2 separate regions of the Homo sapiens genome follow, and region 2 is linked to region 1. Evidence: chromatin loops called from intact Hi-C (ENCODE). Cell type or tissue: endothelial cell of umbilical vein. All regions are shown on one strand. Links, peaks and the distances in the headings refer to the core of each region. The heading gives the core; the rest is flanking DNA.

What was found. Hi-C counts contacts between places; a loop is a spot of excess contacts. Peaks named below come from ENCODE experiments on the same cell type or tissue, not always from the same donor. Only the 100,000 strongest peaks of a DNase experiment are listed, where the experiment ranks them.
Region 2: a loop joins it to region 1, with 4 times the contacts of the local background. A loop is called at or near these places in 6 of 110 quality-filtered maps.

Annotation. Positions count from the first base shown.
Region 1 is chr5:96,339,296-96,348,563 of GRCh38, reverse strand. All of the region lies in intron 3 of LOC101929710 (a long non-coding RNA gene), which reads right to left. LOC107986365 (a long non-coding RNA gene) reads right to left here. Exons shown (of 2, transcript XR_001742457.1): 2 at 4,215-5,049. It also overlaps a transcript of CAST not described here. Among named protein-coding and RNA genes, the nearest start is that of PCSK1, 89 kb to the left of the region's middle. In endothelial cell of umbilical vein, for the core only: a CTCF peak has its summit at 3,621 (motif pointing left); a DNase peak (open chromatin) is centred at 3,613; H3K27ac peaks cover 417 bases.
Region 2 is chr5:96,429,822-96,439,089 of GRCh38, reverse strand. It overlaps PCSK1 (proprotein convertase subtilisin/kexin type 1), which reads left to right and starts at 5,842. Exons shown (of 14, transcript NM_000439.5): 1 at 5,842-6,227. The coding sequence starts at 6,048. The region is part of intron 4 of LOC101929710 (a long non-coding RNA gene); the gene reads right to left. It also overlaps a transcript of CAST not described here and the pseudogene LOC102724070. RefSeq lists silencers at 4,690-4,809, 4,671-4,965. In endothelial cell of umbilical vein, for the core only: no CTCF peak of the experiment used is centred there; a DNase peak (open chromatin) is centred at 4,749; H3K4me3 peaks cover 553 bases; H3K27me3 peaks cover 2,711 bases.

The sequences.
Region 1 (9,268 bases), core at 312-8,311:
CACCATCAAATCCCAAAACTATCATTTTCTCCACCTTTCTGTTGCAATATGGAGATTGTCCCTTACCATCAAAAGCAATTCCTTCATCTGGACTTAGAATCTTTTTCCCTAGAGTCTTCTCCTTAGGAATCAGGCACCAACAAATCTCTCTATCTCTCCCTCTCTCTCTCTCTCTCCCTCTCCCTCTCTCTCCCAGGCCTCCTTCAAACTAGCATTATTCATGTCTCTCCAAATTTAAAAACAAAACAAAGAGTAGAATAAAATATTCCCTTAATCCTATAGTCCTTTCCATCCATCATCCTATTTCTTCCCTTCCTTCTTCTGTTACCTTTCTTTACTTGGCTTTATTTACTTTCCTCCAACTCTTACTCTAAATCTGGCTCCTGGGCCCACCATGCCACTGATACTGCCCTTGACAAGGTCATCATTGACCTCCATGATACTACATCCGATGAATGCATTTGAACTTTTCAGCTTACTTAATGACTCAGCATCTGCCAATTCAATGAAATAATCCTTTACTTAAAACATTGTCTGGCATCATCTTTTGAAACTCGATTTCTGTCTTATTTGTAGGCAATACTTTCTCTATTAATCATTAACTATTGGGGTTTGGGGGTTTTGTAGGGAGGGCTCTCTCTGAACTACTGTGTTCTTCTCACTTCACCCTCTCTCCACATCATCCACCCTGATGGCTTCATAGTAGACACGGTTAGTGGCTGCACAGCTCTCTTCAAATCATCTTTACCAGTCTCTGTGCCTCTTCCCTGGTTTTAGTTCACTTTTGCTCCCAATGACCCTTCAGAGGATTTCCTGTGGGGTTTAGAACTGGTCTTATTCCATTGCTGGGATGACTCTTAGGAACTTGGTGTGGGATGATAAGGCTGACTCACATTAAATGAGGTGGAGGTACCAGAGTAGTCTTGCCAGAGTTCTAAGGAAGAGATTCAAAAGCCCAAGATGCAGGTATGCCAAAATGGTTCTGTATAATAACTGAGGACCCGCCAGTGATGAAGGAGAGAAAAAAACCAAGGTCTGATTTACAGATAGACCAGCTTGGTATGCTAGTACAAACAAAAATAGACTGCTGCTGCATGACAGAGGTCCCAGCTTTGAACAGGAGTGCACCTGGTCATCCACTTTGTGTGAAGAGAGTGGCTTGAAGGAAGGATAAGCACGGACTTCTGAGCAGTGCAGAATGGATCATTTGGAATTGAACTATTTGGATTGGAAGATTGGGAACAAAGAGATCTGGAGTAGAAACAGGTTCATGGACCCATAGGAATGGGCAAACTGTGTATCATGCATTAATGTCCATTAGGGAGTATTCACTGTAGAAGAGGCTCTACAAAACTAGATGGACAGGATGACTTGACTGGTAAATGTCAGGTAGCCCTGGCCACACCAGGGCTGGCACACTGGGCCTCCTCAAAGAATAGTCACGGATATTCAAATGGAGGCTCTGCGTGAGCCCAGTGGAAGGGTCTCCCTCCCACCAATGCTGATCTAGTTACTGCCACTGCTGAAACCCGTCTGAAAGATGCCCAGTATGCTATCTCTCAAGAAGACACCATTTAGTTGCAAATAATTCCTTTTCTACCTTGAAAAGAGAAGTGATTTGTCTTATCCAGGAATAGCATATTTTCTGGGTATAGGTTTGCCTTTCTGCCCGCAGTGCCTCAATTCACACCTACTATTCAAAGACTCACAGAGTACTTGATTTACTGACATGGAATCCTGAATAATATTGCATCAGACCAGGAAGCCAACTTATGACAGATGGGGGTCACAGAACAGGTGCGTGAGTATGGAACCCACCAATTCCCACATACTGTATAGCCCAGATATTGCTATTTTGATAGAGATTGGAACAGTTTCTTAAAGTCACAACTGAGGTGCCAGCTTACAGACGATACATTATGAGGTTTGGGTGTTGCTTTAGGATGTAGTATATACCTTCTACCAATGGTCATTATGTGGTACTGTGTATCCAGTGGTAGAATATACGAATCCAGGAGTCAAGGGGTAGAACTAGAAAGAGTCTGTTCACTTCATTCCTACTGACTCACTTGTTATTTGGGAAATTTGTGCTCCTAGAAACTGGACCTAAGACAGGCTTCAATTACAATCTCTACAGTGACAAAAGCCAAATCCATTATCTGATCCACAACTTTCTTATAAGCTCAAAATCTGAATATCTAACCACCTGCCTGATATTCAAATTAGATGCCTCACAGGTACTTGCAAGCTAATATGTCCGAAACAGCAGTCACGATCTCTGCCTTCCTGCAGAATATCATTATAAGTGAATAGTACTGCCATCTACTCAGGAGCTCAAGCCCGAAATCTGGAGTCTTCTTCAAAATTTTTTATTCCTTTATCTACCATAGCCAATCAACCATCATGTTTTAGCAATTTTATTCTTCTAAATGTCACTCATATTTTGCAATCGGAGGATGTTAGCCTACTGGCACCACCCAAATGCAAACTCCATCATTTCTCAATTGGATCATTGTGACAGCCTTTATGGTGGCAACCTCTAAAATGGTCCCCAGTGATCCCTGCCTTCTGATGTTCACACTGTTGTGTAATCCTCCCTACTTTTGCTTCCAATAAATAGAATACAGTAAACATGATGGGATGTCACTTTTACATGGGTTACAAAAACACCCTGACTTTCATCTTTCTCTCAGTCTCTCACTTTCTCACCTGTGTGGAAACAAGCTGTGTCATCTGGGTCACTCTGCCCTATGGAGATATGACAAGGAACTGAGGGAAGCCTCCAGCAACAGCCAGCAGGGAACTGAAGTCCCTAGTCCAACAGTCCCTGAGGAACTGAATCCCACCCATAGCCACATGAGCAAATGTGGATTCTCCCTCAGTTAAGCCTTCAGATGGGAGAGCAGCTCTGGCTGACATCTCAATTACAGCTTCATGAGACCCTGAGCCAGTGATACCCAGCTAAGGAACTGTACACCCAAAAAAGTGAATTTTACTGTAATAATTTTTAATTATGGGAATAATATAGTGTTTCTTAAGAGATACTGTAGCATGCATTTGCACTGAGTTAGACGTAGAAAGTGAAAGGACAGATCAAAGACAGAGCAATTATAATGGAGCCCAATGCTAAGTCGAAAGCTCAGAATAAGCTCAGAATCAAGATACAATCTCTCCAACCACAAATCTCCTGTTTCTGGTAGATTTGTATCAGTAAAATAGTGTATCATCCAACACATGTATTAAGCAAGCATAGATTAGGGACTCTTCAAAAAAGAGTAGGTTAGGTTAAGACTCTTCAAAAAAGAGTAGATTAGGTTAAGAAGCTCTTTTGGGAAGAGAAAAATTAGCGTATATCTGGAGGTCACTGAAGTTTGCTGAAACCATTGGGGCCAGTGAGACTGGTAAGACTCCTTGTTAGATATCATCTCCCATGACAATAACAGACTGATTAAATATAAAAGGGAGATCTCAAAATTCTAAACTGGAAAAGAAAGCGATGTGCAAAATACAAATTGAATTTCATTTCCATATCTACCCTCATACACATAAGCACATCAAGCCAGAGTAGAGCAGCAGAAGGGAACAAGGCAAGACTTCGACCAAATCATCTGTGTTCAAATGCTGACCCCTTGTGTCTACAAGTCATTATATCACGGTATTCTGTACTTAACCATGTGGTTTTTCAGCTCTATTTGTGTAAGCAATAATGAAAGAACCAATGCAAACAAATTTGAAATATAATTCAGCCTGGGGAATTGTACTTGGCACAGAAAATGTGTTGGCTCTGCTTCCATTCACCTCTGCCTACCTGCCATCCACCTGGTAGGTATTAGTCACTTGTTCCATTTCTCCCAAGAAGAAATACAATCATCAGATGCAAATTAAGCCAGCATATCCCCCACAAACTTAAGCAAAAATAAATGAAGACTAAAGGAAAAGTAGAGTATGTTTAATTTCTCACTAGGTCAAGGTCTGATTGTGAGAATAGTCTGATTGTGAGAATATTTACTCAGCCTGCTACCTGATTCGCATTCCTTTGAATCTGAATTCTTTTCATGGCACATGAGCCACTGCTTGCTTTCATGGTTAAGTTAATGTGTGAATTTGCTTCTCACACAATTTGATTGATGTCTTGCTTGGTCTTGGAGAGGTAATGAGATTACCACTTAAAAAATATAACCATTAGTACATGAGAAAAAAAACCATATTTGGAGAAATTGTCAAATGTTGCATTTACTCATCCATTCATTCCACACATTTGAATATATCCATGGCTATAAGAGAATAATCCTTGATTCCTTCCTCATCCCAATGCCCACTTCCCTCCTATACATACAGACTCATCACTAGAAACTATGTCACTCTTCACTATTGCTTTAGGGCTTGCGGTACTAGCCTTTGATATTGTCCCTTGGCCAGTCTTCCTACACACCCAAAATGTAGATTTGACATAAAGCTGCCAGCCTGACAAAGGCAGGACTATTAGTTCTATCAAGGTCACAAGGGTAAGTGTAAAATTACATTCAAGTAGGGGTTACGATCCAATTCCTTCAGTCATTAATTCATTCAACAATTATGTATTAAACATTGGTTTATCTAGACCCTACGATGAATAAACAAAGATGCTTGCCTTCAAGGAGCTCATCTTCCAGCTGAAGGAGACTGATGGTAAATTTAGAGTTAATTAGTGAATCATATAGTGCAGTAGAGCAGGATAAAGTAGATCAGCAGGAAGAGGTATACAATTTTAAATACAGTGTTTGATCAAATTGAAGACATCAACATTTGTAAATCACACCATTATTTTCTGGACCAGTAAGAAAAATAATGCCAATTAAATTGTGCTGCAATGCCTAAAATGGTAGTTCTGTGGCTTTGAAATGCATTTCATAAATCAGCAGGGATCTGGCAATTTCTTCTGCTTTCAGTTGCAATGCTTAGGAAGTTAAAGGCAATCCTTTGTGTGTTTCTCAGTAGCAAAATGAAACTCAGCTTCTTCTCCTTACAGGTAGCCTCCTTAGGCAAGCCCTGTAAAGCACATAGCTGTTGCTTTCAAAGGCAATGTAGAAATGAAAAAAGAAAAGCATGTTAATATTAACATCATTATTTTCAAACTAAACTCCTCTCAACCCCCTAAAAAGGTAGCAAGCACCTTAATTTCAGAAAATAGAACAGAACTTTAAACTGAAAACATTTAACATCATTTTATTAAAAAATCAATAAGTTGTCCTACTTTCTCATTTTCCTATCTTTGGTTAAAGAATTTATTTTGGCTAGGTGCCAGTATTGTGAGATCCATTTGGAAAATTGCAATCTACAGCTGAGGTCTTTAAATTTTTATCTTGTGTACCCCCTAAAAGAATTTTTAAAATCTGTAAATGTGTTTTTTTTTAGTGAGGTTAAAGATTTTCATCATCATTTTAACAATTGCAAACTATGTATGAGTGCATTGTACATGTTGCTATTTTAAAATAAAACTGTTAATAGCTCTTTTTAAAAATATGAAATTGTGATCATTCTTCTAGAAACAAAATATTTCCTTCAATACCAAATGTAAGCTTCATTGCCCTATTCCCACACCTTTCTTCATACACAATAACTTTTTGTCTCAATGCTCAATTACAGTATCATAATTTTAAAGACATTTTAAATGGCAATGGAATCAACTTATGCGGTACCAAAAATGCACATAACTCAGTGAAGCAATGATACTATGAACAAGTACAACAGGATTCCCGTAGGCTCAGGGCGTTTGTGGCATGATTGTGAAACACATCCCATTTTCAGAGATGTGCAAATGTGGGAAATAAAGAATTGAGGAGATATGGCTGGGTGATCTCAATGAGAAGGAGTCATACGGCTAGCTATGAGGGAAGAACCAATCTATGCTAGCTTGCAAGAAAAAGAGAATTCAATTCAATCTTATGTATGGGACTAGCTGCCTTTCCATTTTATAATTAGGGTCTGTCCTTTGACAAGTCTCCAAATAGACCTGAAATATGGACCTGGCTTAAAGGCAGGTAGGCAGAAGCCAGGCAGCAATGCGTCTTCTAAGGACAGTGGTTCTCCAAGAGTGGCTTCCAGATCAGCAGCCCCAGCCTCACCTGAGCACTTGTTCAAAATGTAAATTCTCAGGCCCCAATCCAGCCCCGCTGCATTGGAAAATATGGGGGTGGGCCCAGCACTCTGTTTTAACAATCCCCAGCTGGTTTCCATATGTGCTAAAAGTTGGGGAACCACTGCCTCAAAAACACCCCCAACCAACAATGAAAAAGCAGATGAGTTAAGTTTTTCTGTTTATTTCCTTTTTATTATCCTATTTGTCTATGAAGTCATATTTAAACTTCCAGGCTCTTCCCATGTGTCCTCAGAGGAATTAAGGAAGGAGGCCTGTGTTTGCTTGAGCCAGAATGTCCAGGAGGGCACACCTGGAGGGCATCATGGTGGTGGTGGCGGCAGCCACTCTATATTAGTGAGAATTAGTGAGGAAGAAGAATCTTGGGGAATACAGCCTTGGATTCAGTTTGGTCTCACATTGAGGACTGTACATTACCACCATCACTTGTTAAACTTAGGGGATTTGAGTTGATTTTATCAAGGAATTTTTTTCTAAGGTAAAGGTAATTTTTGGTTGGGAGAAGCTATTAAATCCACGAAATCATATTGTGAGAAAGTTCTTTTCAACTTCCCTGTACTCATCATACTGTCTAGAGAAAGTCTCCATTTAGTGTATTCAACATATCTTTAACACTTAACATAAGGAGAAAAAGATTTAGGCTCAGTGCCGTGGTAGGTTCATGTTCCTAGCTAGAATTCAATAATATTTTATTGTTTTTACCATTACTTCTCTTCCTGGATATCATTTATTATGACAGAGGATACTGGTTTTCCACTTGAAGTCATTATCTGAAAGTTTAATCTAAAGAAAGTTTATTTAAGTAAAACAAGCACCATTTGAAAGAAAAACACCCAGAAAGGGATAATAGAGGTGGTTTAAGGATACAGTATGTAAATGGGAACCACTATATTAAGAAGACTGTGGGTTGTTATCCTGGCACTTACACTAATGAGACTTCAAATTCAAAAAGAAAATTGTTATTTCGAATTTGACCTTCAGGCTGGCTTTCAGGTTTCAAACATAGTATCTTGAGCCTTAGTGAGTTATACACTGATTTGTAAAAAACAAAACAACAAACCAAAACCAAGCAGGGTGGAGGGGTGGGGTGGAGGGTGGGGGGATGGGAGTGGGCAGGAATGAAAGGAGATTGTGATCAAGATTTCTAGAGTAACATTTTTTAAGATGAAAACTTGAATTAAATGTATGGTAAGTGATACTTTCTAATGACAAGGGGACAAATAAGAAGACACAACTCTCCATTACTAAGAGCAATTAAAGTGCAAATAATTCCTTCTGAGAATCATGATTATTTACATGCTGGATACAAATTATCCTTCTGCATAGAATCTCACAGGCATTTGGATTTAAGAAAATCTAGTTTTATTAGTCCTAGGATCAGGATTTCTCTACTGAACTATTTCTGTTAACTGTTTTTCTAACTTCATATGCATCTGAAGTATACTCACTGAAGCTTCCTTAGACAAACATAGCAATGGTAGATTTTGACTATGAATTACAGACTATTTCATGTCCATTATCATTCATTTAGTAACGAGCATCATAAGTTCAGTATATAGACTTACAGCTGTAATGTAAGTTAATTTCTAAATGGAAAATAGTCATAGTATATACTGCGTAGAGCTTGGAGCAAATCTTACAGCTTACTGTTTTGGAAGATGTGAAAGTTTCTTGTAAAGTCAAGTAAATGATAATCAAAGTGGGAAGCAACATCCTCCTTTGAAGGGTGATGCTTCAGTGTGAAGAGGTTATAAACTGGGGTAAACAACAACAGCTCTTAGGCAACAAAGGAGGATTTACCTCGATTCTTCTCTGTTGGCCATTGCTCCTACCGGGACCTGGCAGTCAACGGAGTGAACAAACACATCACGAATATTACTGGATTTCAGAGTCTATTAGGAGCCAACAAGCTGATTCAATCCTTACTAAAAACCCACAGTTCCAAAGATTCAAAGCCAAGATCACTGAATTACTAACTCATTAAAAACGGAAATAAAAATTGAATCAGCCAAAGCAACTCAGAACAAAGATGAAAAACAAGTTAACCATGGTGGGGAGGGTAGGGGGAGAGTGGGGGTTGAGGGCAGAAGGGGCGAGCTGCTTTCAGCATCAAGTTCTTTCTACAAAAGGACCTGAGCTGAAATGAAACAGTTTGCCAGAGGCTTCTAGAGATAAAGGTGGACTCCCGCAGAAAATGTTCCAGATCCTGGGAAGACAACAGCGCAAATTAGATAAGAGTGTATCCTTGTTTAATAGTTGGCATTAGATGCTGCAAAATATAACCTTGAGGTAAATAGCAAAGACATGGCTTTCCTTCTTTCTCTTAATACTGACTGCTTAAAAAATTTTGCCCAGTCATTGTTTCCTGTCCGATTACCATAAAGTCTTTCTGTGATGCTTTCCTCATTGAAAGGCCATGAGTTCAGGCAAGACTTTTAAGTGTCTAGGGGTTGAAGATAGGATCCTAACCCACAGAGCTCAAGGCACTTTGTCTCTTTCCACCTATAGCCTGTCTACCTGTCTCTCTCAGGAACCTAGGAGGGATTCTCAGAGGGCCACCCTGGGGAGATAGCCACACTCAGTTTACTAGGTTTACTGTGTTCTCTGCAGCTTTGGGCTCAGAGGGTCAACTACTCGCTCTACCTGCAAATCAAACACAGAAGAGTTCCTGTCCTCAGCAGGACTCACCTTAGCTCTCCTCCAAGGACAAGTGTATCCATAACTGGTATGGATACACTTGCATTTAACAAGGATATTTGTATTATTTGGCTACATGCCTATGACTTCAAGTTTTATGTTAGGTGTCCTTGTCACTTAAACTCTGGGGCTTTGTCCAGATATAACTGTGTTCTTCCAATGAAACAAATTTAGATCTCTTTGCACTTTTGGGTTTTCCCCCAGCTCACTGTGTGATTTTAGCTTAATCACTTAATTCTCCCACTCTTCCATTTCCCATCTATCATGTGCAATGTTATGACCAATAATTAGTGAATGGCAATAACTTGAACTTACAAAAGGCCTTCCTTCCAGGAAACTCACAATACTTCATGAGGGCTAGTTGGTATCCTTCACAAAACCCCAGTGAGAAACGTTTTGCTTTTTATACTGTTTTTCTACTTGGTTCTATTTTTA
Region 2 (9,268 bases), core at 509-8,508, 90 kb before region 1:
CAGTGAACAGTTATTGACATGGAAATATATCAGTATATTAAGTGGAAAGTGATAGGTTAATAGCATTAATAATAGTAGCAAACTAAGCGATTTCTCTGTCCTCACCCTTCTGCTAAGTATCTTAAATGGATTATTTCACTTAATCTCACAGAAAAATCTCCTGACATGTGGAATGAGAAGTTATGAATATCACAAACATAAATGTCTATGAAAGTAAAATTATTTTCATTTTCTCCAAAAATATAAATTTGGAGAGTATTACTACATTATGGCTCTCTGCATCATGAGTTTGTCAATAATTTTTACACCGAAATATTATTTTTCAAATAGTAACTTTACAGTGGAGAAATCTGGTTGATATGATACCATCTTAACCAAGTGATCAGAGATAACATCACTAGTAATTAGACATATGGACACCATGTACCTCCTGATACAAGTCAATGAAAATGACATAACATCACTTATTCCTACAAATGTTTAATCCCAGCCTAATCATTAGAAAACACCAGACAAACCAAAATTAAGGACCATAATATAAAATAACTGAATAGTACTCCTCAAAAGTTTTAAGGTTGTGAGAGACAAAGATAAAATATCCCAGTTTGGAGGAGACATAATAACCAAATGCAATAGGGAGTCTTAATTGAATACTGGACCATAAAAGAAGATATACTAATAGAACAGTTGGAAAAATATAAAGGTCTATAAATGAGTTAAGAATATTGTATCAATGTTAATGTTTTGGTTTAGCTAATAGTAATATGGTTACACCAGATGTAAACCCCAGGGAAAGCTGCATGAACGGTATACACAAGTTTTGTGTACTGTTTTTTCTTAATTTTCTGTAACTATAAAGTTATTTCAAAATAAAAAGTTGGAAAAATAAATTATCTTTTTTTAGTTGGCCAACTATACTATATTCTATTCTGGGTGCCACATTTAAAAAATTCTATTGAAAGACCCTATCCGGACAAGAGCAAGCAGAATGCCAAAGTGTTAAAAAGGTTGGGGATGTTTAACCTAGAGCAGAAAAAAGTTAGGCAAGATATAACAATCTGCCTTCGAAGTATGAATTGCTATCATGTATAAAAGAGATTGAGACTTGTCAGTGTGGTACTAGAGGGCAAAATTAGCATGCTTGACTGGAGGTAGTAATGAGGAAAGGTTTTATAATATCATTATAAGGAAGGACTTTGTAACCATTTCAGCCAATCCAAACCAAAGAATGGGTTGCTTTGGGAGACCAGGAATTGCCTAACAACTTGTTAAAAAATATCACAGAGGAGTGTCATGTATACCAGGCATGTTAAGTAGATCAGTGCGTCTCAAACTTTAATTGCGTATGAATCACTACGGACTCATTAACAATGCAGATTCTGATTCAGTAGTTCTGGGGTGGGGGCTGAGGGTCTGCATTTCTAACAAGCTTCCAAGTGATGCCTATAATGCTGGTATGTGGACAAGACTTTGAGAAGCAAGGAGCTGTATAATATTCAAGGTCACTTTTCAATACTAAAGTCTATAATTCTCATAGAAAGACATACTTCAGGAGCAGAGACAGCAGTTATGCACTGAGAGTTTAATACGAAAATGGCAATGTTTGAGAGCACAGAGGAAGCAAGAGCATTGCCTGCAAGCAGAAGCAGGGATGCTCTGCAACTCACTCAGTAAATGCATATTTTAAAAGAACCTGTTAAAGAAAGAACCTAAATACTTGTATATGGCCACATTTAATTATCCATTTTCATTAGAAAAGATCAATTATTTCTAGCAAGTGGAATTTATGGCACTCACTGCTTCCATTTTAATAATTCAATTCAATTCTACATTAAATTCAAGATTTTGTGTTTATCTAGTTCATTCAGCAAAAATCCTTCATAATTATTCATCCACCTCAAAGCCTTTGCAGTGTATAGACTTTGCTTTTTTACTCTTTTACTTCCATTTCTATAGGTCAGAGCATCCCAACCAGTAGAATTAAAGATGTCCCTCAAGATATTTGGTCTTCTAATCACTTGGGAAGGCCAGGTGAGTAGCTTGTTGCTGAGCTCTTGGAACTCAACCAAGTCGTGTCCACCACCTTGATGCTGTATTTACTTCAGCAACCTGCTGCAAGCATGTCTATTTCCATCATGTGAAAAGTGTCTGTGGATCTGCTGGAGGAGTTCATACTCTAAGTACTTAATTAGCATAGCACACCCACCAAAATTTGGTCACGGGAGGAGATATCATGAGAAAGTAATTCAGGGACTTCTGGCAGGTGTATCTTTAAGTGGTAACCCCAATATCAGTCTTTGTGTATACTAGATACTTTTCTCAATTTGTGGTAAAGTTGGTAGATGGTAACTTCTCTAAAAGGTGTGTGTATTTTCCAATTTACAATTTCAATATTATTTTGTCATACTTGACCTGTAAAATTTAGATGGATTCTGAATCTATAGGCATTTTCATATAGAACTCCAATGATAAATATGTCAAGAAAATAAAGACGGCTATATTATTTAAAATAGAATTTTGCAAAAAAGTTTCATTGACAGCAGCTATTAAGAATATAAAAAGATCATTTGTCATTAAAATGTTTTAATTAGAAATGATATATAGCCTTTTTAAGCATAAAACTTCAGATAAAAACTTATATTGGTGAAAGCATATTCAGATTTCTCAATTTAAAGTTATTAATATGCAATTTAATGTATTGCCCAAAATGTTATATTTTATTTTGTTATCATAATTGTATCATGTAAAGAAAATGTTATGAATCTCTTCACCCAGCTCCATACAGATGTCTTCAAATTTCCTCCAGTTTACCCCAGTGTGCCACACAAATATTGTTATTTTCTATGTTGGAAAACACTGCTATAGGTAGGTTTGCCCCTATAATGTGTTCTGCTACCAAAAATCTTCTAGTTTAATTACAGACTAATTTGTTACACCTTTGAGTTAATGTGCAGTTAATGTTACCCATAGCAAACAGGCAAGTCTACATGATAACTGGAAAATGTTAAACCTACATTATTTCCTTACCCATTCTTTAACATCTCTTGAAGATCTAGGAATATTATTCTGTTATTCTGTGGGTCTAGAAATGTTTTTCTTGGCCCAAATGGTTACACTGTGTCCACTTTGTGATAAATATTGGGTACATTGTTTAGTATGCCCAAGGGTATATGTTTTATTTCGTAGTAACAAAATGTTTAAAACATTTGTTTCCTAAGACTAAAGAGATATGGTGATCTATAGATCTCCTTTGAGCATATTCTTACTTCCTGCTCTTAATAGCTTCTTTTACTCTCCAAGAAACCTTAATGAATGCTTAGCTGTATCACTGGGCAGTTGTGAGCATCATGAAAGGCATGGCAATCACTTGATAACTTATAATGGAAACACGTCCTCTTAATTTCTGGAGTATCCGGTTTTCTATATAAATTAATCACATGAATCAAATGCTATTAAAACCAACTTAAGGGTGATAATTGGCTCTTCCAATTTATAATACGAAATATAACACTGATGGGCCTGGAGGTCACTACCATGATCTACAAATCAGGGTAGGACTAGCCCTTGAAACAAAAAGTTAAAATGGATTCTAAATCTACTTGCACCTCTAGTCTTGGCAGAAATTTATTTCTTCTGCATGCCAGAAGTTCTGGCAAAGAGGTTCATAGGATAAAAATCAGACAATAGCAGATTAACTTACTGATATCTGTATTGTGTGGATGAGGATATTATCTTCTTTTTGTGAGAGTTTACTTGGCCCTGTTAGGTATATAAACCAAATGTTTATTCCAGGCTTCTATGGTGCTCCATTTAAGACAAATGCCTCATTAATGAGAGAGACACGGACCCTATTGCCAACACTCTGCCAAACTGATTTACTTGAACAATAATAAGAAAGGGACAAATATGTTCCTCCTCTGACACATCTACCGTTATAAAACATTTGCCCTGGGCTTCTCTTGCCTTGCTAGTGCACAGTTAGTGTCTGTCTGCTGTGAGAATGAAACACCCTTGAGAGCTTGAGGCCACAACTCAGGCCGAGGTGTGAAGGGAAAAGAAGACAGCTTACCCAGCCATCAACATTCACACATGTGGATTTACAGAACAGACAACAAAGCTATCAATCGGAGCCCATTCCATTTCATCTCATGTGAGTTACATTATTGTAAAACACTTAACCATGTCACATGGCTTATTAACATTGGCATTTGATTTTGTAAAGATGCTTTATGTTTAAAGAAATTATGTAGTGCACATTTCTGCAAACGTGGAGGCAAATGAAAAATTAGCACTACAGAGCCTGATCCTCCACCAAGTCTTGTCTCATTTGCTTCTTGTAAGGAACATCTCTTGCTTCCTTTCTCCACTTGTTTATATGCTTTCTTTCCAACCTTCTCCCCTTTCTTCTATTTCTACAGCATAGATCGCGCCCTCGGGCGGTTGAGCTTTAAAAAACAACAACAACAACAACAAAAAAAAAAACAAACTTCCCAGGTGCAGCATACTCTCTCAATTCCACCTCCCGGCGATTTTACTTTTGGCCTGAGTCCAACACGTTCCCAAGAGCTGGACACAAGTTGTCACGATCATGAACCTAACCACACTCCCCCCTGCGGCCAATTTCCTATTTTGCTGTTCAAAAGAGGGAAATGCACATATCAAAAGGAAAACAGCTTGGTGCTGGCCAGCTGCAGAAGGGTGGAGGTCTTTGGTGCTCAGAAGAGAGAGCAGCTCCTGCGGCAGTCCTGCGTGTGTCGCTGTCCAGACCTCGGTGCTGAATACTAGGCACTGGTATCTCCCGCCAGGTTCAATCCCTCAGGGTTCGAATAGGCTCCACCATGGGAGACTGAACTCACTTCCCTAGGGTGAGGGGTGGAGAATTCATTTAGATGTTTCCTTGCTCTCCTCCCACAGGAAACCATTTTTCCACAAAGAGGCATTGTGCATTTTATGGGAAAGTAATGGCACAGCTCCAGCTCAGCACCAAAGTGAAGAGCTCTACTGAGGCACAATGGAAAGTCGAGGTAAATAAAAACTGCTCTTTCCCTCCCTGAATCAACACAACAGCTTTTGGGATCCTAGATCCCCTTGTTGACGAATTCTTAAAAATATGTTTTTTTAAAATCACATGATTAATCATTTTACTGATAAACACCCTAAAAGGTGGTGGTGGCGCTGGCTTTGCAATATCGGAGTATAACTACTGATATTGTTTTACTGAGGTTGAGAAACAAAGGGGAGGAGGGAAGTAAACTTGTAAACTAAGGTGGCTTGAATGGTTAAAAATTCATTTTTAATAGTATTGCTTTAACATAGACATGCTAATTTTCTCAGACAATTTAGAACAGAATTGGGACAGTAGTAGCTTCCCTTCTTCTCCTTACTCTCCTAGCCTCTCTCTTTGAAAGACCTAAGAGCCTTGTTCTTCATAGCAGGTGCTGATGCCCAAAGGGCCATTATAAGAATCCTATAGCCTCCCCCCCTCCCCGCCACACACATGAGATAATAAAGTAAATACAGAGAAAATGGATGGAAGGGAGGGAAAGCACTCCCAGCCTTTGATTCTTGGTAGTTATGTTCAAGTGGGGCACTTCTCTTTGAAAAGTGAAAATGTTTCTCACGGTACAGAATTTATGGGCAGACAAGGAGCAGACTTAACTGATCCCAGCAAACAGTTCCTTCCTTTTCCTAATCCCTGGCTGCTTATTTTAGCCGCTTCTCCGCCCCGCCGGGAATACCATTCGGATCTTAGTCCAGGTAGATCTGACGTCAAGAGATGGCTTTCGTCGATTTGACGTGTAAACACTCATTTCCATTCTGGCTGGGAAGGGCTGGGGCTCCACTCAGCCTGGAGACCGAAGCGCTTCACTGAGCGCTCGCCGCCGCCCAGCCTCTCCTCTCGCGCCTCCTAGCTCTTCGCAGAGCAACCAGGAGCCAGGAGTGGTCTAGAGCCCGAGGGTGGGAAGGGGGAGTCTGTCTGGCTTTTCTCCTATCTTGCTTCTTTTTCCTCTTCCCTTCCCACTCTTGTTCAAGCGAGTGTGTGAGCTATGGAGCGAAGAGCCTGGAGTCTGCAGTGCACTGCTTTCGTCCTCTTTTGCGCTTGGTGTGCACTGAACAGTGCAAAAGCGAAAAGGCAATTTGTCAATGAATGGGCAGCGGAGATCCCCGGGGGCCCGGAAGCAGCCTCGGCCATCGCCGAGGAGCTGGGCTATGACCTTTTGGGTCAGGTAAGAGTTTCCACTTTCAAGAAACTTTCTGGGGCCCCAGGGGACTGGCGGGACTGGAGCGCGGTCTTCCAAGTGGGAGCCCCAGGTTGCACTCTCCAGAGCCCAGAGTAGCAAAGAGCAAGGAGCTGCTCCAGCCCTCGCCCCTGTCGCGCTTGGAGAGAGAGAAAGCTTGCATTATTTACTGTTTAGGCTGGGCGCAGCCAAGCAGAAGGAAGCCGCTGCAGCTGGGTAGGGCTTATGCTTACTGTTGGCCGCTCTAGAATTGAAATCCGTTCCCGCGCGGTTTGGAAGAAAAATCCCTCCACGCTTGTTCAGGGAACTTGAGATACACTCAAGCTCTTACCAACCAAGCGCCCCCGGGAGAAGCAGTGCGCTCCATCCCCCGGGACTGAGGCGGTCTGCGTCAGGAGCCGGCTGTTGCCTTCTTTTCAATATGGCAGCATCAGATCCAAGTCCTGATGCAAGGGGCTAAGCAGGCTTGGGGCTGTCCGCCCTGGCAGCCTGTAAGGGCACGCCCAGGGCATTGGAAGAGTGCCAGCTGCTGGGACTCGCGACCAGGAGGTTGGGAGGCCGCGGAGTAGCCTGGGAAGCTGGGGGGAGAAATGGTGGGTGAAAGACACGGGACCATCTATCCCCGCGACTCTCTAGGGAGCTCCGGCTTTTCACTGGGAACTTATAAAGTCCAAGCTTCATAACTTTGCCCGGCCAGTCCCACTGCAGGGTCGAGATGCCGAACTGACTATGGGGAAGGGATCTATTTCTTTCTTGTTCTTCAGCCAAGTACGTAATCGTTTTCCCGGGAATTTCAGCTTATTGTTGCCTGTCCAAGTGAAGGCTTGGTCGATAGGTAGCTGGTTGGAGGTGGGTGGGCGTCAAGACATTAAGTGGGAGACTGCTTATAGCTGAGCGATTCCGAGGGGACCCTAGGGAGTGTGACTTCTAGTCTAGAGCTTTCCTTTCCTTGGCTCGGAATCAAGCCCTCGCCCCCTGCTTGGGAAGTTGGTCTGCATTGAAGCGTGGGAGGAGGCAGTTGTAAAACATTTTGGCGCGTTTTTTCTGGAGGTGGTGGTTGAGACGCCGCTGGAGTCACGGATGAGTAATCGGCGGGGGCGTTGGCGATTCTGTAGACCGAACCCTCTGGGGAATTCGCCTGCTCTTGCTAGAGGCTTCATTCTCAACTTTATAAACCAAATTGTCTTTGAAATGCCCGAAAGGAAAATCAATGCAGATTGGCTTCCTGGTGTCCCAGCAGCAGATGAGTCTTTTGCTTTTGGCCAGCCCTTGCCCTCGTGCCAGGCTCCGTGTTAGGGGCTGAGGAATAAGAGGAGGGAAAGAAACGCTCTCAAGTAATCAAGAATCTAGAGGAGACTAGCTTAGAGATAAATGATTGCAACTGATTGTAATTTGTGTAATCATAGAAGTTGTACTTGAAGTCTCAATATTCATTGGTTGAAGGAATGAAAGTAGTAGGGAATTCGGGAGGGGTGAATGAAAACTGCCCAAAGGAGAAAACATTTGCTCCGGGAACAGAAGTCAAAGGTTGCCAGGAGCACATAATGAGATCGGAGAAGACAGTCTAGGCATAGAAAACAGCTTGTGGGAAAACAGTGAGACATAATACAGTTTAGTAGTAAGTCTGGGAATTGCACGCAATTATTAGGAATTTTTGAGACCCAAAGAGGGTATGAGTAGCAGAGGAAATTGTGCTGGTGGGTACTGTGGACATCATACAAATCATGTATGACCTATGGGGGTGGACACTGGGGATTTAATTGTGTATTCCTTGAGCAGCTACTGAAAGGCTAAATAGCACTGGTAACCGTGTAGGAGGAGACTGGGGAAGACAGCAAAAACTAAATCTCTCTTCTTTTTCCCACCTGTTAGCTCTAGGCATGCATCTAAACCTAGACCATTCAATGTGAAAACTGCTTTTCAAAATAAATAAACATAAATCTTAATAGTAAAAAACAATACATCATCATTCTTGGGAGGATCTTTGAGTAAGGGATAGCATAGTCACAAAAGCATTAACAAATAGTGGGGGAAAACCATCTATATTTATATATGATTTACAATACTATCTTTCCTCTAACCATTTTTAGTTAAGATGGCATTACTAACAAAAGTTTTAAAACAAACTTAACAAAATTATTTTATTAGAATAATAATTCTTTGTAGAAGGCTGATAGCACGTTCCTGGTTCTGCTTATTTCTCTTTTTGTTTAATATTACTAAAATTACACTAATTTAGCATTACTATATTGGGTACCTTATTGCCTCAGGATAAAGCTTGGATTAAGGTAGTGACAAGAAGAAAAACCAGTTGACAGCAGAGAAAACAGAGCTAAGCACTGGTGATCTTTTTCTGCGGCTGCTGATTTCTCTCCCCAGTTCCATCCACAGCTTATAGGAAGATTCACTGAGATTCAGGCTTGGAGCAGGGCCTAAGCTTCTCTATTTTAAAATTCTCTGGGCGATGAGAATCACCAATTTAAAGAACACGTTTCTTCTGTAATATACTGTTGTCAACTGTTTGTTTCTTAATTTTAAAAATGCAGGGTTACCTAGAGGATTTGGTAGCCTCAAATTTAGTACTGAGTAAAGGGAGACTAGCTCAAAAGAATAATGAATATAGTCCTAAATGAACCAAAGATGTCAATAGATACCCGGAGAAGTACAAACCCTCTAAAGTGGGACAACTGCCCTAAATGTAGCATGTTCTTTTCTGAAAGCCTTGAATTAGTGGAAAATCAAACGATCACTAATAGTGGCTAATAGCAATTTATCACTATGAATTCAATGGCTACATTTTATAACAACGATAATTTATTTTAGTGGAAAGTGGCACTGACCATAGATAGTATCCCAGGTGTTTGCCTGCTTACCACAAATAATTGTTCTTTGAACAGATATATTTGATTAAATGAGCATTTTAATATGATATTGTCACACATGAAAAACATGTATTTCCTCCAATGTGTGTAAAATAGAAGCATCACTAGCCTCCTACTGTGAGCTAATGAATATACTGTGAACTCAAG